Regions from separate parts of the Homo sapiens genome. Here regions 2 and 3 are each linked to region 1. The links are chromatin loops, found by intact Hi-C in ENCODE. Cell type or tissue: GM12878. All regions are shown on one strand. Links, peaks and the distances in the headings refer to the core of each region. The heading gives the core; the rest is flanking DNA.

Evidence for each region. Peaks named below come from ENCODE experiments on the same cell type or tissue, not always from the same donor. Only the 100,000 strongest peaks of a DNase experiment are listed, where the experiment ranks them.
Region 2: a loop joins it to region 1, with 4 times the contacts of the local background. A loop is called at or near these places in 1 of 110 quality-filtered maps.
Region 3: a loop joins it to region 1, with 4 times the contacts of the local background. A loop is called at or near these places in 1 of 110 quality-filtered maps.

What each region holds. Positions count from the first base shown.
Region 1 is chr12:11,834,174-11,839,570 of GRCh38, forward strand. ETV6 (ETS variant transcription factor 6) reads left to right here. Exons shown (of 8, transcript NM_001987.5): 3 at 4,967-5,131. Among named protein-coding and RNA genes, the nearest start is that of ETV6, 190 kb to the left of the region's middle. RefSeq lists enhancers at 2,242-2,471, 4,243-5,397. In GM12878, for the core only: no CTCF peak of the experiment used is centred there; a DNase peak (open chromatin) is centred at 2,408; H3K27ac peaks cover 4,976 bases.
Region 2 is chr12:11,562,874-11,568,270 of GRCh38, forward strand. It overlaps LINC01252 (long intergenic non-protein coding RNA 1252), which reads left to right. Exons shown (of 8, transcript NR_033890.1): 8 at 828-1,530. Among named protein-coding and RNA genes, the nearest start is that of LINC01252, 18 kb to the left of the region's middle. In GM12878, for the core only: no CTCF peak of the experiment used is centred there; DNase peaks (open chromatin) are centred at 1,118, 2,608 and 3,049; H3K4me3 peaks cover 724 bases; H3K27ac peaks cover 5,000 bases.
Region 3 is chr12:11,978,042-11,983,438 of GRCh38, forward strand. No RefSeq gene overlaps it. Among named protein-coding and RNA genes, the nearest start is that of BCL2L14, 90 kb to the right of the region's middle. In GM12878, for the core only: no CTCF peak of the experiment used is centred there; DNase peaks (open chromatin) are centred at 2,250, 2,760, 3,290 and 4,332; H3K4me3 peaks cover 446 bases; H3K27ac peaks cover 2,893 bases.

The DNA.
Region 1 (5,397 bases), core at 81-5,080:
TAACTGTCCTCACTGTGTTGAGGGTTACAAAATTGGTGTGGGTCATTGAATCAAGTTATGAGACAACATGGGATGTTGGGAAAAGTCAGGGGATCAGGGGCAGGTTGATCCTGAGTCAGTCTCTTAACTTCCAGGCTTCAGCTTCCATCTTTCACATTTTATGATTCTGTCTCCAGCACGTAGAACCTAGAGCAAATTCCTGTTTATACAGAAAGTTTGGATAAGGAGTGGTTTTGCTGAATGGCTACTGTAGCAGAAAAGCTTGAACTGAGTGTTGCTCAAATCAATAAAATCACCTGATGACTAAGCCCTGTTTTCTATTAAACTGAAAAGAGAATGCAACAGACTTCACTGGGCTTTTGTGAGAATTACATGAGGTAATATGTATGAAAGCACCTTATCAACTCTGAAGTACTACCCCGATGCAAGCAGTTATGTTGATTATTGCCATAGCTAGATTATAACTTTTCCAAGAATTAGAATATAATGAAACACACTTAAGCATTAATCTGTCTTCTGTGATTCAGAAGATCCTTCAGGAAGTTACAAAATCTCAGGGTCATGGCCATGGGCATGGAGTAATTCTGTAGAAAAAGATCCTGGCTGTAAGGTATTCTTTGGTTTTTTGGATTCAAATTAAATAGGAGCATATTGACTACATGAAACCCTGAAGGGAATAGAGATCACATACTCTAAGCCCGTCATTGTACAGATGAAGTCACTGAGCCACAGAGAAGCTGAGTGGCCTGCCCAGAATCAAATGTTAATTCATGGCAGATCTGGGAATAAAATCCAGGCTCCTGTCTCCCAACATGTTTGTCATCATTAGTTTAAGAACATCTCAGAAAGTCTGAAACAGGGTCAAAATGTACTGATGAATGTGGCTGCCCATTAAAGCATGGAATTGAAGAAATATTAGAAGTAAGTTTAAGGGCCTGGGTGTGTCACTGAAGGATATGACACAATATACTGGACCTACTCGGGAGAGGGGAGAAGTACAGTAGAATTTTTAGTAACTTTCTTAATCACAGCAGTTCACTTTCTCTGTACAAAATTCTTTTCAAATATTCTCTGAAACTAATTGGCATTAAAAATGCTGATCTTAGTAAATGGCCCTCAAGAGGCACGCTATGCGCACAGGGAATAGTATAATATAGGTGCAGAGTAATGGTCTCTCTCCTTCTCTCCTTTTTTTCCTTTTCCTAATGATCATTAACATCTATATTCTTTGACTTTGTTGAATTAAAGTTGCAAGAGATGGCCGTAAATAAAGCAAGTTATGTATGTGCCTCCCTCATTCTGCCCATGCAGCTTCTGTTCCATTTGCAGCTGTGAGCCGTGTAAGACTCTCAAGACCAAGCACCCATGAGTGCCTGGGAGCAAGTAGCCTGTGAAGGGAGGACTTTATTCCTGGATGCATTAAAAGCAGAGTCCCACCTACACCTCCCTCCTCTTCCCATTTATAAATCTACTTCTCCAGGGATCTACAGATTTTTTGGCTATATTTTTAGTCTGTTGATAATTTGAGAAAGTCTCCAAGGATCTAAGTCTTGGATGGGTAGGAGTCAATTCACTCAGTCTTTTTTGAATCCCTAATGGATGTTCAAAACCAGTCTCAATTCTGGATCTGGATGGGACATGCATGTCGAAGTACAGTGTGATGGATAAGAGCACAGATTCTGGAACCAGATTGCCTGGGTTCAGATCTCCGCTTCTGTCATTACTAGGGTTATGTGACCTTGGGCAAGTCCCTTAAATGCGTTGGGCCTCAGTTTCCTAATCTGAATCCCTATCATAGGGTTGTGTGAGCATGCAGTTGAATGAGCTAATATCTATTCATATAAAGTGCTTAGAGCAGTACTAGGTGCATAGTAGTGCTTAGTAAATGACTATTAAGTAAATTAAATCAGCCTGATTAGAATTGCCTCCAGGTGCAAGGCTCTATCCCATTTAGACACGCTAACACACAAGGTCTTAAGGGCTTTAGGTTTAAGGAAAAGGGGCTTTTTCCCCCCTCAATTCTACACCACAACCTTTTTATTCTATTGAATTACAAAGGAAATAACAGTGGGACTTGACTTTGAACACCAAAGTTTATCCAGCCTCTTTCCAGCTCGGTGAACGTGTCCACCTACTTCACTCTTTATGCTAAAGGAAGAGCAGCGACGCTGATAAATGTATTGAGTGGCCTCGAGCAGGTGGCTTGCTCTGTCAAGATCACTTTTGTATGACTGCTGGGATCACCACAGTCTCCCCTGTAACTTGCTGGGTTCCTCTTGTACATAAGCCGAGGGCATTTGCATCGGTTCCTGGTGAGGGGGTTTCCACACGGTGGCCCTGGTTGCTTCAGGGGCTGGGCTGTGGGAGACATTAATGGGAAGTGAAAAGAGAAACTGTTGTGCTTAACCGGCAGAGCTGTTTGGAGTGTGACTCTTCTTGTATTTAGGGAAAAGATTACTCATGAGTATTTTCTTCCATAGAATATAAAGAACCTCAAATTACTACTTGCATCCCCCACCCCCTTCTCACCCACCTCCCTCCGTTGCAGCGTGTCCTCTGCAGAAACTTCAGCATTTTACTCTCAATTCCCCTCCCAAGCAGGATTCAGTTCTGTATTTGCTTTGGGGCCCATGTTTCCAATAAGCCACCCTGTACTTTTTCCTGTTTCTGCCTGAGCATCTTCTGCTCACTGGACCTCTCACCTCCAGGCACCTTCCTAGGCCTGAGGAACCAGACCTTCACATGTGTCCCCTAATGGGAACTCCCTGTGTGAAGGAGAGGAAGGTCCATAATAACAAATCGCAGCGCCATTCTTGTTCAAAGGTGACACCATTGACAGTAAGGAGTTAGGTTTAAGGTTTTTACCAGTTCAAAAACTGAGATTTTGCTGAGTAACCCTCACTGCCACTCCCACCTCCCTGTGATTCTAGATACGTGTTTTCAAGGTCATTGGAGAGAGCTGGTACTTCCCATATCCATGGACTGTTTTTAATAGGCATCACTTTCTGGCCAGTCAGGAGTCAAAAACAAAAACTTTTAGTGGCTGTATTTTATTCTAAAGATCATAAAGCAGTAATGCACCATAAATTATTATTTGAAATTCTAATTTGTTTCCATGTGAAAAAAAAATTATCCTAAAAACACCAAGAAAAAAGCTCTTAAATGCTCATCTCTAATGATTTCCAGTGCCCAGTAGTTCTTTTTTTGGTGCACTACAAAAAAGGAATTTTGGTTTTGAGGGGACTTCCACAGGTTTAGAGGAAGCCAACTACCATTCCTCAAAACTACACTTTGCAAAGGAGCCACTTGGAAGACAATCATGCCCAGAGGCCCTGGACATTTTCCAGGGCATTTGAGCCGTTTGTTCCCCACTTCAGCAGGTAGGAAGAGCAGCCCCATATAGCAAACCAGATTGTTCTTTGGCATGCCTGGTTTAGGATGAAAGGTAATTTTTTCCAGGATCAAACTGAGGGACACTTTTATAACACACTTGTGAAGTCTTCGTAGCAAGTTTAAGTAACTTATAGTGAGAGACGGAAGCTCCTCTTAGCAACACTGATGCCATTGCTCTGTTTGAGCTATTGATTCACACCATGTGATTTTAGAGAATGAAGATCCATTGAACATCCAGCTTCTTCTGACCCAGCAGTTCTTAAATTTGGTCTCATGTCTCCTTTTGATTCTTAAAAATTAATGGAGACCCCAAAGAGCTTTTGCTTATATGGGTTATAGTTATCTGTAGTTACCATATTATTACATAAATTAAACCTGGGTATTTACAAAATATTTATGAATTTAGCAAGTAAAATAGCCAACTCTATATTAATGCAAACATATTTTAAAATATATTTTCCCAAACCAAAAATAATTTGTGAGAAGAGTAGCATTGTTACACATTTTTGAAAGTCTCTTAAAATCTGGCTTAATGGAAGATGGCTGGACGCTCATCTCTGTTTCTGCATTCAATCTGTTGCAAGATCACATCATATGCCTTCTAGAACATTCCACCTAAGAAAGAATGAGAGCGAAAAAGGCAAATAATTAATATTGTTATGACAAGATGTTTTACTTCATAGGCACCCTACAAAGGTCTCGGGAACCCTGATGGGTCCCAAGATCACATTTTGAGAACCACTGTTCTAACTTATCAAAGATTTCTCACAACAGCAAAATAAAATAAAACTATAGACTTACAGTCAGGCTCCCAGAGAGCCAACCTGAGCCAACCTCTCAGCCCCTGCTCTGTACCCCCCTCCTGCCCACTTGGTTCCTACTCAGAGTTCAAGTACCACCCCACCAGGAAGCTCTAATGTCAGTGAGTAGAATAAAAAGGCAGAAGACCTTTTATCCTTACTTTGCCCTCTTATTGCCAGAGGCCAGCCTGATGGTTTCCCAGAGGCTGAGTGAATTGCTCTTCCTGGAAGAAGTTTCAGGGAACATTTCATTATTTGGCAGCTCTGGAAGGTCAAGCTCAGCTCTGGAACATTCTTTCTTCAGAAGGACGCTGGGCTGCAATCAGATCAGCTCTGAATCTGAGGACCCTCCAACCACACTGACACGTGTCATAGTTCTGAGCCCCTGTGGGTGCTGTGGGCACCCTGGAACAGCCCCTGGAACTGGGCAAGGAAGGGCAGGTCTCTAAGACCTACCATCCCTTAAACACATAAAAGATCTTTTTCTCATTTTGCCTCTAAATAAAAAGTTAATCTGACAGCACACCCCAGAGTAGGGTTTGGTGTACAAACTGCTCCCTGGACTCCTCTTGGAGGCTGCTTCTGGGCTTCGAGAAGCCCCCAGTGGGGCGGCTCAAACAAGGGCTGGAGAGGGGACTCAGAGTTGAACATAAGGGCTCTTGAGATGTGGAGACTCATTTTGTTAACTATTCAGAGACCTTCTCCCTTTATTCCAGCTGTCTAACTGACAAGACCTTTCTCTCTTTCTTTCTGCCTCATGCTCTCTCCAACAGGCTTGCAGCCAATTTACTGGAGCAGGGATGACGTAGCCCAGTGGCTCAAGTGGGCTGAAAATGAGTTTTCTTTAAGGCCAATTGACAGCAACACGTTTGAAATGAATGGCAAAGCTCTCCTGCTGCTGACCAAAGAGGACTTTCGCTATCGATCTCCTCATTCAGGTGAGAGTCTGGACTCTTGGCATATGCCCAACTTGGAAAGTCTCTTAGTTAGTGGTTGGTCTTTAACACCCCTCACCCGGCCCAAGAAATCCCAACAGTGAGTCATCACAAGGAAGGGATGACGATGGAAGGAAGTTGAAGGAAGATTATGCTAGCATGAGCCAGTTTGAGGGAAGAAGAGGAAGTGTTTACAGACCAAGGGGGAGAATTTTAAGTTTAGGAGAGGAACCCAGTTTAGTCCTACGTACACTGGAACTTAAGGGCTC
Region 2 (5,397 bases), core at 247-5,246, 270 kb before region 1:
ATGCCTGTAATCCCAGCCAGCACTTTGGGAGGATGAGGTGGGAGGATTGCTTGAGGCCAGGAGCTTGAGACCAGCCTGGGCAACATAGCAAAACCCCATCTCTACAAAATTGTACAAAATTAGCCAGGCATAGTGTTGTACACTTGTACTCCCAACTACTTGGGAGACTGAGGTGAGAGTATCCTCCAGTGCAGTTGGAGCCCAGGAGTTTGAGGCTGCAGTGAGCTATGATCATGCCACTGAACTCTTGCCTGGGTGACAAAATGAGACCCTGTCAAAAAGAAAAAAAAAAAAAGAGAGAAGCTGAGTCATAATGGCAGAGCACTGTGTCGAGAGCCACAAATGTCCACTCTTAAAGAGCAAGATAATGGACTGATAGAGCTGCTTCTTATCAGAATAGCTGGGCTCAGGGAGACCTGTGTGTCCCGTTCCTCAGCTTGTGGCTGATGACATTATTTTATTCTGTTCCTGCTTTCATATGTTCTTACAACATTAACCATAAACTGAGGCAACTTCAAGATGTATCTGTTCCTTGCAACCTAAAAGAAGCTGCCTGGCATAAACAAATGTATAGGTTATATAATAAAATCAAAACTAACAACAACAAAACACTGATAAATAGTCTAGAAGGTACATTTTGTCTGTGTTTTAAATTATTTTCTAAGGATTGGGTACTGGACTTAAAATGGACAGACCAAAGAGATAAGAACTTTTCTAATCCTGCCAAAGAGTTTTTCATAAATTGCTTTGATTACTATTTAGTGGATTGTTATTTTGGTATGATTTTTTATTTTTTAATTTCTTATTTTGTGAATTTTCTATTTCAGTTCTCTATGTAGCAGGCGCTGTACTTTGGCCAAGCCAATCTCCATTTGCAACATGTTTCTCCCTTACTTGACTCCACTATAGAGAGAGTAAAAGCTAAATTTTGATGTTCCACCCCCACCCCCTTATTGATATGAGAAATAAGTCTTCTGGTGCATTCCTCTCCAATTTCTGTCTTCTTTCCACTTGAGCTGCCAGGAGATGCAACAGTCGTTTTGAAACCAAAAAGATAAAAACTGCATACTAAGAATGCATGAACCTAAAGATTTACAGAGCCTGGGACACTGGGGATACTTGGAGTCAATGTATCAGCCTTGGACTGATTCCCATGGGACTTCTTATTACCCAAGTGAAACAGTCCTTCCTTTCATCTGTTAAGCCACTATGGTATGTTTTGCTGGTTCTCGTAGCCAAATACAGTTTTGACTGCTATACCCATTTTTTTCTTATGGATGTTCATGACTTCTTTTATATTGTGGATTGTATTGTGAATATGTATCTTATTTGTTGCAAATATTTTCTCAGTCTTTTTGTCCTTTAATTTAAGATATTATTCAATGCTTGTAAGGTTTTTATGTTTATGCTGTTATATATATCCATTTTTTCTGATTTATTCAATTGAAAAATTGAGAAACGTAATTGATAATTTTGAACATTATCGAAGAAGACATCAATAAAACAAAACATAGTCTAGCAATTACAAAACAGAAAAACAGCAATGAAGTTTTGTTTGGTTTGGTTTGGTTTTTTGAGACAGGGTCTTGCTCTGTTGCCCAGGCTGGAGATCAGTGGCGTGAACACAGCTCACTGCAACCTTGACCTCCTGGGATCAAGCTATCCTCCCGCTTCGGCCTCCCGTGTAGCCAGGCCTACAGGCGTGAGCCATGACACCTGGCTAATTTTTAAACTTTTTGTAGAAATGGAGATCTCATGTTGCCAAAGCTGATCTTAAATTCCTGGGCTCAAGTAGTCCTCCCGCCTCAGCCTCCCAAACTGCTAGGGCTTCAGGTATGAGCCACCATACCCAGACACAGTGAAATATAAAAATATATATTACATATAATGTATTATAGTAAAATATGTAACAATAATAATAATGAAAATGGGTTGAACTTCTTAAACTTCGCTATTAAAAGACAGTGGTTCTCAAGCTGGTTAAATACACACCCTTGCACTTACAAGCATATACACACACAGTCTATGTAGGTTATAAAACATACTCAAACCAAAATAAGCATAAACATTGAAAGCAAAATGATAAGCAAAGATATACCAAGAAATTAAAATAAAAAGAAAGCAGGAATTAACATCTGACAAAGTATAACTTAAGGTAGAAAATGAAAAGTAGGGTAAAAATCTCCACTTTATTGATAAAGCTGTGCTGTAGTATGAGTTGTGTAATTTTATTCATAAACACTAGATAAATATATAGAGAACAAAACACAACAGAAAGACAAGAAGAAAATTACAGAAACTAATTGTATTGGGAAGTTTTAACACATTTTACTCTTTGGCAGGCAAAATAAGTAATACCTAAATGTAGAGACAGCTGAGTAATATAATTCCGGGGTCCCCAGTACCCAGGCCATGGACCAGTACCTGTTGATGGCCTGTTAGGAACTGGGCCACACAGCAGAAGGTGGCAGGGGGTGGTGAGTGAGCATTACCGCCTGATCTCTGCCTCCTGTCAGATCAGCAGCAGCATTCGATTCTCATAGGAGCAAACCATGTGAACTGTGCATGCAAGGGATCTAGGCTGTGAGCTCCTTATGAGAATCTAGTGCCTGATGATCTGAGGTGGAACAGTTTCATCCTGAAACCCTCCACCCAACCCCCATCCGTGGGAAAATTGTCTTTTACGAAACCTGTCCCTGGTGCCGAAAAGGTTGGGGATGGTTGATGTAAGTAACATATTTTATTTAATAAATACTTATAAAATTATGTATGCGTCAAAACCACATGCCATCTTTTATAATGTGCCTGAAATATTTACTATAATTTAATGGTTTGTCTAAAAGTAAGTTTAAGAAATCACAAATTCCACAGGACTTATTATTCTCTTAGCATAAAGCAAAGGAAACTAATTTTAAAATTTAAGTTTAATAATATCTTGAAATATCTTTTGAGTGAAAGGGGAAATCCACTGTATGCTTATACCACATTTTGTTTATTCATTCACTAGTGGATGGAAATTTAGGTTGTTTCCACCTTGGGGCTATTATGAATAATGCTGCAATGAACATTCGTGTACAAGTTTTTGTGTGAACACGTGTTTTCAGTTCAGTTGGATATACATCCAACATTGAAATTGCTAGGTCCTATGTAACTCTATTTGTAATATTTTGAGAAATAGTCAAAGAGTTTTCCAAAGTTGCTGCATTTTCCATTTCAACCAGCAATGTATAAGGGTTCCAATTTCTCTGCATTCTCCCCCACAATTTTTATTGGCCATCTTTTTTATTATATAGCCATCATAGTGGGTGTGAAGCAGTATCACATGTTTTTTATTTTTTATTTTAATTTCCTTAATGACTAATGATGTTGAGCTTTTTTATGTACTTATTGATCATTTAGTTATCTTCTCTGAAGAAATGTCTATTCAAATAGTTGGCCCATTTTTACTTGGGTGGTCTTATACTGTTAAGTTTTGAGGTTATTTTATATCCTGGATAAAAGTCCCTTATTGGTTATATGATTTGCAAATACTTTCTCTCTTACTGTAGGTTGTCTTTTCACTTTCTTGATAGTGTCTTCTGAAGCAGAAAAAGTTTTCTTTTTAAGGAAGTCTAATTTATTATTATTACTTTTGGGGGCCACTTTTTTCTATGGTGTTATAGCTTGGAAGGCTTTGTCTAACCGCTGTTCATGCATATTTACTACAGCACTTTCTCCTAAGAGGTTTATAGTTTTGATTTTTTTTTTTTTTTGACGGAGTCTTGCTCTGTCATCCAGGCTGCTGGAGTGCAGTGGCGCAATCTCAGCTCACTGCAACCTCCACCTCCCGGGTTCAAGCGATTTTTCTGCTCAGCCTCCCGAGTAGCTGGGACTACAGGCACGTGCCACCATGCCCAGCTAATTTTTGTATTTTTACTAGAGACGGAGTTTCACGATATTGGCCAGGCTGGTCTCGAACTCCTGACCTCGTGATCCGCCCACCTTGGCCTCCCAAAGTGCTGGGATTACAGGTGTGAGCCACCACACCTGGCCTAGTTTTGATTTTTATATTTATGTTTACATTCCATTGTGAGTTGACTTTTAAAATCTAAACCTAGGAGGTACAAGTGCAGTTGTGTTATATGGACATACTGCATGGTGGCGAAGTCTGGGCTTTTACTGTAACCATTGCCCAAATGATGTACATTATATCCATGAAGTCATTTCTCATCTTTTTTTTTTTTTTTTTTTTTGAGACAGAGTCTCTTTCTGTCACCCAGGCTGGAGTGAAGTGGCTCGATCTCTGCTCACTGCAAGCTCCGCCTCCCGGGTTCACGCCATTCTCCTGCCTCAGCCTCCCCAGCAGCTGGGACTACAGGTGCCCGCCACCACGCCTGGCTAATTTTTTGTATTTTTAGTAGAGACGAGGTTTCACCATGTTAGCCAGGATGGTCTCGATCTCCTGACCTCGTGATCCACCCGCCTCGGCCTCCCAAAGTGCTGGGGTTACAGGCATAAGCCACCATGCCCAGCCCATTTCTTATCTCTTAACCTCCCTTCCTCCTCACCCTTCTGAGTCTCCAATATCTATTATTCCACACTCTATGTCCATATATACACATTTTTTAGCTCCTACTTATAAGTGAAAACATGCAGTACTTGACTTTCTGTTTCTGAGTTACTTCACCTAAGATAGACCTCCTGTTCCATCCATGTTGCTGCAAAAGACATGAGTTCTTTTTATTTTTTTTATTTTATTTTTTTTTTGAGACGGTGTCTCACTCTGTTGCCCAGGCTAGAGTGCAGTGGCGCAATTTCGGCTCACTGCAAGCTCCACCTTCCGGGTTCACGCCATTCTCCTGCCTCAGCCTCCCAAGTAGCTGGGACTACAGGCTACCGCCACCACACCTGGCTAATTTTTTTGTATTTTTTTTTAGTAGAGACGGGGTTTCCCCGTGTTAGCCAGGATGGTCTCGATTTCCTGACCTTGTGATCCGCTCGCCTCAGCCTCCCAAAATCCTGGGATTACAGGTGTGAACCACCGTGCCTGGCCGAGTTCATTGTTTTTTAAGGCTGAATAGTATTCTACTATTTAGTATACCACTGAATAGTATACCACATTTAGTATACTACGGGGTAGCATTTCTTCATCCAACCATCCATTGATGGACACTTAGGTGGGTTCTATGTCTGCTGTTGTGAATAGTGCTGTGATAAACATACAAATGAAAGGTGTCTTTTTGATAAAATGATTTCTTTTCCTTTGGATAGATACCCAGTAGTGTGATTGCCGGAACAAATGGTAGTTCTAATTTTAATTCTTTGAGAAATATCCATACTATTTTCCATAGAGGTTGAACTAATTTACATTCCCACCAACAGTGCATAAGGGTTCCCTTTATAAACTCTGCATCCTTG
Region 3 (5,397 bases), core at 247-5,246, 140 kb after region 1:
TATTCCAATCTGCCTATACTGACAACTTACTACTTTCATAGTTTTTAAAAATCTTTGATTTTATAAATTAGCCCATAAGTAAATTTGCTTTCAGAGACTATCCTGCATAGAAAAGGTGGAAGGTGGAAATCCACAGGTGCAATTGAAACATGGTCAGGGGGCCAGGCGCAGTGTCTCAAGCCTGTAATCCAAGCACTTTGGGAGGCCAAGGTGGGCGGATCACCTGGGGTCAGGAGTTCAAGACCAGCCTGGCCAACATGGCGAAACCCCGTCTATACTAAAAATACAAAAATTAGCCAGGTGTGATGGTGTGTGCCTGTAATCCCAGCTACTTGGAAGGTTGAGGCAGGAGAATCACTTGAACCCATGAAACAAAGATTGCAGTGAGCCAGTGGGCGACAGAGCAAGGCTCCATCAGAAAGAAAGAAAGAAAAGAAAGAAAGAAAGAAAGAAAGAAAGAAAGAAAGAAAGAAAGAAAGAAAGAAAGAAAGAAAGAGAGACAGAGGGGGGGGGAGGGAGGGAGAGAGAGAGGAAGGAAGGAAGGAAGGAAGGAAGAAGGCAAGAAAGGCAGGCAGTGGGGGATCCGGAGTCTTGCAGCTCTGGCTTCTAGCTCCATCCATGCTGCCTTCTGGGTGTGCTTTGTGTCAAGGCCTTGACTGGACCTCATTCCTCATTGTTACAGGGAAATGGCAGGCTACCTGTATGCACTAATGATCCTGAGCCCATGTTCCTCAAGAGTGCCATCCCAGGGCTGGGCTGCAGCCGTCTAATGTGCATTAACAGTTGATGCACATGAGGCAAGCATCCAAGAAAGGATTCTACATTTCCTGCCAAGCATGGGAGAAGGTGAACCTGGATAATGCTTGCACTTGGGAAGCTAAACACAATTTCAGCTTCAAGGAAACCCCCAGATTGCAAAATTCTTGGACAGAAAGCAAAATATATCTAATATTTCTGCCACCATCTCTGTGAGTTTTCTGCCACCATTCTCCACCATGACCTCTGATCTGTCTAGCAGCCTGCTGGATTTCACACGAGCAAAGCTAAAATGGGAGGAAAGAGGGCATATGAAAAAAAAATTAGATTGACAGAAAACCCAGAGTCAATAGGACAGTCTAGACTCCCCAGCTTGTAAACTATTCATAATGACTCACTCAATAGTCAGGCATTGACAACAAGCTGAATGACTGTGGACCTAGAGCTACAATATTGGCAATGTTATCTTTAATTTGAAGAGCTCAAATAATTCTGGGAGGCATTAATCAGGTAAAGAAACACTTGCCCTGGATCAAAAATTAGTGTCAGTTGGTTACCAAGGATGGGAATATGGTTAACCATATTCTTTTATTTCCCAGGTTATTGTCATAACATCTCTGTATAATTTTATATACCCATATGCACAAGTGGCCAGAAATCCCTTTCTAGCCAGCAGGGACCCACAAGGTTCTGTTTAGCAGATTTATCCCAATAATCTATCCTCATTAATACTGTATAAGAAACCACCTAAAAATCCAATGGCTTAAAACAACAAGGATTTCGCTGGGTATGGTGGCTCATGCCTGTAATCCCAGCACTTTGGGAGGTCAAGGTGGGCAGATCACCTGAGGTCAGTAGTTCAAGACCAGCCTGACCAACATGGAGAAACTCCATCTCTACTGAAAATACAAATTAGCTGGGCATGGTGGTGCATGGCTGTAGTACCAGCTACTCGGGAGCTGAGGCAGGAGAATCACTTGAACCTGGGAGGCAGACATTGCAGTGTGCCAAGATCACGCCATTGCACTCCAGCCTGGGCAACAAGAGCGAAACTCTGTCTCAAAAACAACAACAACAACAACACAAGAATTTAGTCTCACGTCTACAGGTCTGCAAGACTGACTGTGGTTCAGCGGCTCTAGGCTGAGCAAGGCTACAGTTCGGCTGTGCTTAACGCCAACCTGTCCTTAGCTCCAGCCTATAGGTTGAGCTGTAGGCAAGCGTGTTCATTCTGGGCCTAAGCTGAGTGGATAACAGCTGCCTGGGGAAAGTTCTTCCCATCATGGTCACTGAGATACAAAAAGATCAAGCTTTAATGCGCAAGCTCTTTTCAAGCCTCTGCCATCACATCTAACAAGTATTCTTTTTGGCCAAACCCAAAGTTAAGGGGCAAGAAGGACACTCCTCCCACCATGAGGTCACAGCAAGGGTGTTGATGAATAATTCTCTTTAAGTGCTGTGATGAATTGAGAATAGCAATTCTATTATCCACTGTGATGGTTAAATCTCCACTGGTTAAATCTTGACCAGTTCCTCTTCTGACTACTTCTGATTTTCTCCTTTGGCTTCCCAGACCACATGCACAACCCCTGCAGGTGAGCCAGAATGCCAAGAAGTCAGCATTATAAGGCTAAATAGAGAAAGAACAAGTTTTCTTTTTGGAAAGTTCCTCCCAACCTGCGATGTGTCAAGACATCACCATTAATTGGAAGGGGACACGATTATGCAAAATAACTGAGTATAAAGAACTTAGAGACAAAAGGGGAGTGAGGGGAGGAAGGAGATGTAGCAGTTTGAACTATACGAGGTTTAAATTAATTTCAACCAAAACATAACAAGCAAAGGATGTTCTCCTGATTATCTTATGTTTACTATTATATTTCAAAGGCAATACATGCTTATTGTGTGTGGGGGGAATCAATCTAGTGAGTAGAAAACACAACCATCTAAAACCCCATCACCCCTAATTAGCTGCCATTCAAATCCTTTATACATGGACTACTTTGGGCATTGGAAATCAAGGTGCTGCTACCTAAACAGTGTCGTGAAAATTTTAAGGCTCTGAGAAAATGTTAAGGCCATTTGAACACCAGAAATTCTTGTTCTCATCTCTCAACTACAAATGCCTAGGTGAGTTCTCGCTTACAGATTTTTTTCAAATTTACAGTATATGCAATTTATTTATTTATTTATTTTTGCAAAAATGGGGTCATCTATTACATACCACTTTTCACATTAGAACAATTTTCCTCATCAACAAAGATATGTCTATATCATCATTTTAAATTCTGCCTTATATTTCATTTATAAATTACCATAAATTACTTAACCAACACCCCATTGATGGAAGTTTAGGTTATTTCCAGTTTTTCACAATTACTTTCTGCATGCATAATAACTCACGTCACTTCATATACAAACTGAGGCATTTATTTTCATTTTCAGATCTAAGAAATCTAAGCAGTGCCTTATTGACAATAAATAGAACCACCCTTGTGGTGTTAAAATGTGGGCAGCAAGAAAGGAAATAGTGTGGTTGGGTGGAGATTAGTCATTTTTGAAAGAGCACGTATGTACATTTTGCACGTTGGTGACAATTCACTCAAAATTTTAAAGAACCCAGCTTAAGTTTTGAATCAGCCTGAAGCACTCCGAACTTCAGATGCTCATCTCAGCCTCTTAAGTCTGCCAACCAAGCTGGAGACAAAACAAGATCTGGCTCCCTGGTGGCCGCCTGGGAATCCTGCCCTTGGCGTCATTTCTGGAAGGGCAAAAGAACCCTACGGACTCTTGTATCACTAGGATAGAAATGCCACCCAGCTCCTCAGCCCATCTCCATCACCATGGCAGTGGGGAGGGGCCTAGGCATTATCAGAATGGGTCAGGACTAGCTCAGAGCCAGTGTCAGGCTGGCTGACTGTAAACTAAGCCAGGCTTTCAAGGGAAGGCTTTTGAAGGAAATAAGCCAACAAAACAGCATCAGAAACTGAGGAACCATTCCTTCTCCAACTCTACCCCCCAAGAGATACCAAGGTCACACAGGATACAGCAGTTGTTGAAATTATTACTGCTATGGAACAGAGCTTTTTTGGCACCGGAAGAAGTCATTCTCTTCTGTCAACCCTCTTTTCCTTTCCCTTGGATTTTCAATCCTCCCCATAGAAAATCAAGACCGCCCAGCAAAGAACATGCTTACCCAAAAGACCACAGTGCCATTCAGAAACAAGAAATTCCAACTCTACCATACATATAACCTTCTATCCATCCTCTGACCTTCTGACTTCATAATGTATCTTCCCAAGATAAATAGATGCATGGCATGTTAAAGCCTAGGAGGACCATGGAGATTGTGTCAATATCTTTATCCTTCAGTGAATAGATGGAGGCCTCAGAGAGGATGAGCAACCTGCCCATGGCCCCACAGAATTGGTGGCAGAGCCCAAGACTGTTGGCCCCCAACCACACTGTCCAGACTTCAAAAGCTGATCCTCTTGCCAATGCCCCCACACTAGTAACAGCCTTTTTGCCTGAATGTCTCTCAGTGATGTCATGAAGACAAATTACTGTCTAGCTGTATGGTTCTTTAGTCCTTGCTGTATGTTATTGTACCTGGCAGGCCCTCATGGAAACTAAGCTGGAAAGAAATGAAGGAGCTCAACTTGGTTAAAACCATTGACAGAACACTCATCCCCCATCTTTTGCTCTCTAGACAACCGCAGGTAAATGTGAGGCGTTTGAGAGAGTTAAGCCTTCTGTATCAGTTAAGCTAAAAGAACAGTTTATTTCATACCCCTAAACTTCACAGGAATAGAACACAAGCTACCAGGCAGCAAGAACAAAGGAACAGACTAGATACATTTATTTTTCAGAAATTTTAAGCCATGGAAGAACAAAAAAAAATTCTTCAAAGAAAATTTAGGGGCAGGGGATTGAAATACATGCAAAACTTATTTTTAGTGCCCTTTACAGATATAAAGTCATGCTGTTCGTTTAGGAACAAAAAAATGCATTATGTATAACTTGTTTCACTCATAAAATTACCATGTTTTGTATATTGATATATTTAGACATTGGGAGATCTGAAAAAAGCATTTTTATGATTTCTTTCCTGGTTATTTTCTCGGGCAAAAGGGAGGTTTTTAAAAAAAAAAAGTCCTCAGTGGAAAAACTTTTCAGAATTTTGAGAAAATTTACAGATTTTAGAGGATTTTTACTTTTCCCAAAATGACTAAGTCATCAGGTTCTCAAGTCATTGAACTCTAATGTGTTCAACCAGCGTCCTCTACTTATCAAGATAATAGCACAACCGGGTTTAGTAATGGTGACCTATTGTGGAACTTTCAAAAGTCCACTGTAGAAGTCCCACAAATTTGAAATTCACTTTGCCCTCCAAGGTAAATCTTTTCTGTTCTTCCCACTGTAGCACTACTTAAAGTCCATTTCTAGAAATGAACTGGGAGAGGTCATAAGTCATTTAATTTAGACCCTACATGAGCACAAATCCTGTCTATACGAGGTCTACAAATGGTCAACTATCCCTTGCTTCTCCACAGTCAATGGTCTAAGGCCTAATTGTCATGCTTTACCATATACATTTATGAATGTGTGATGATCTGAGCCATTTCTGTCTTCCTCACTAGA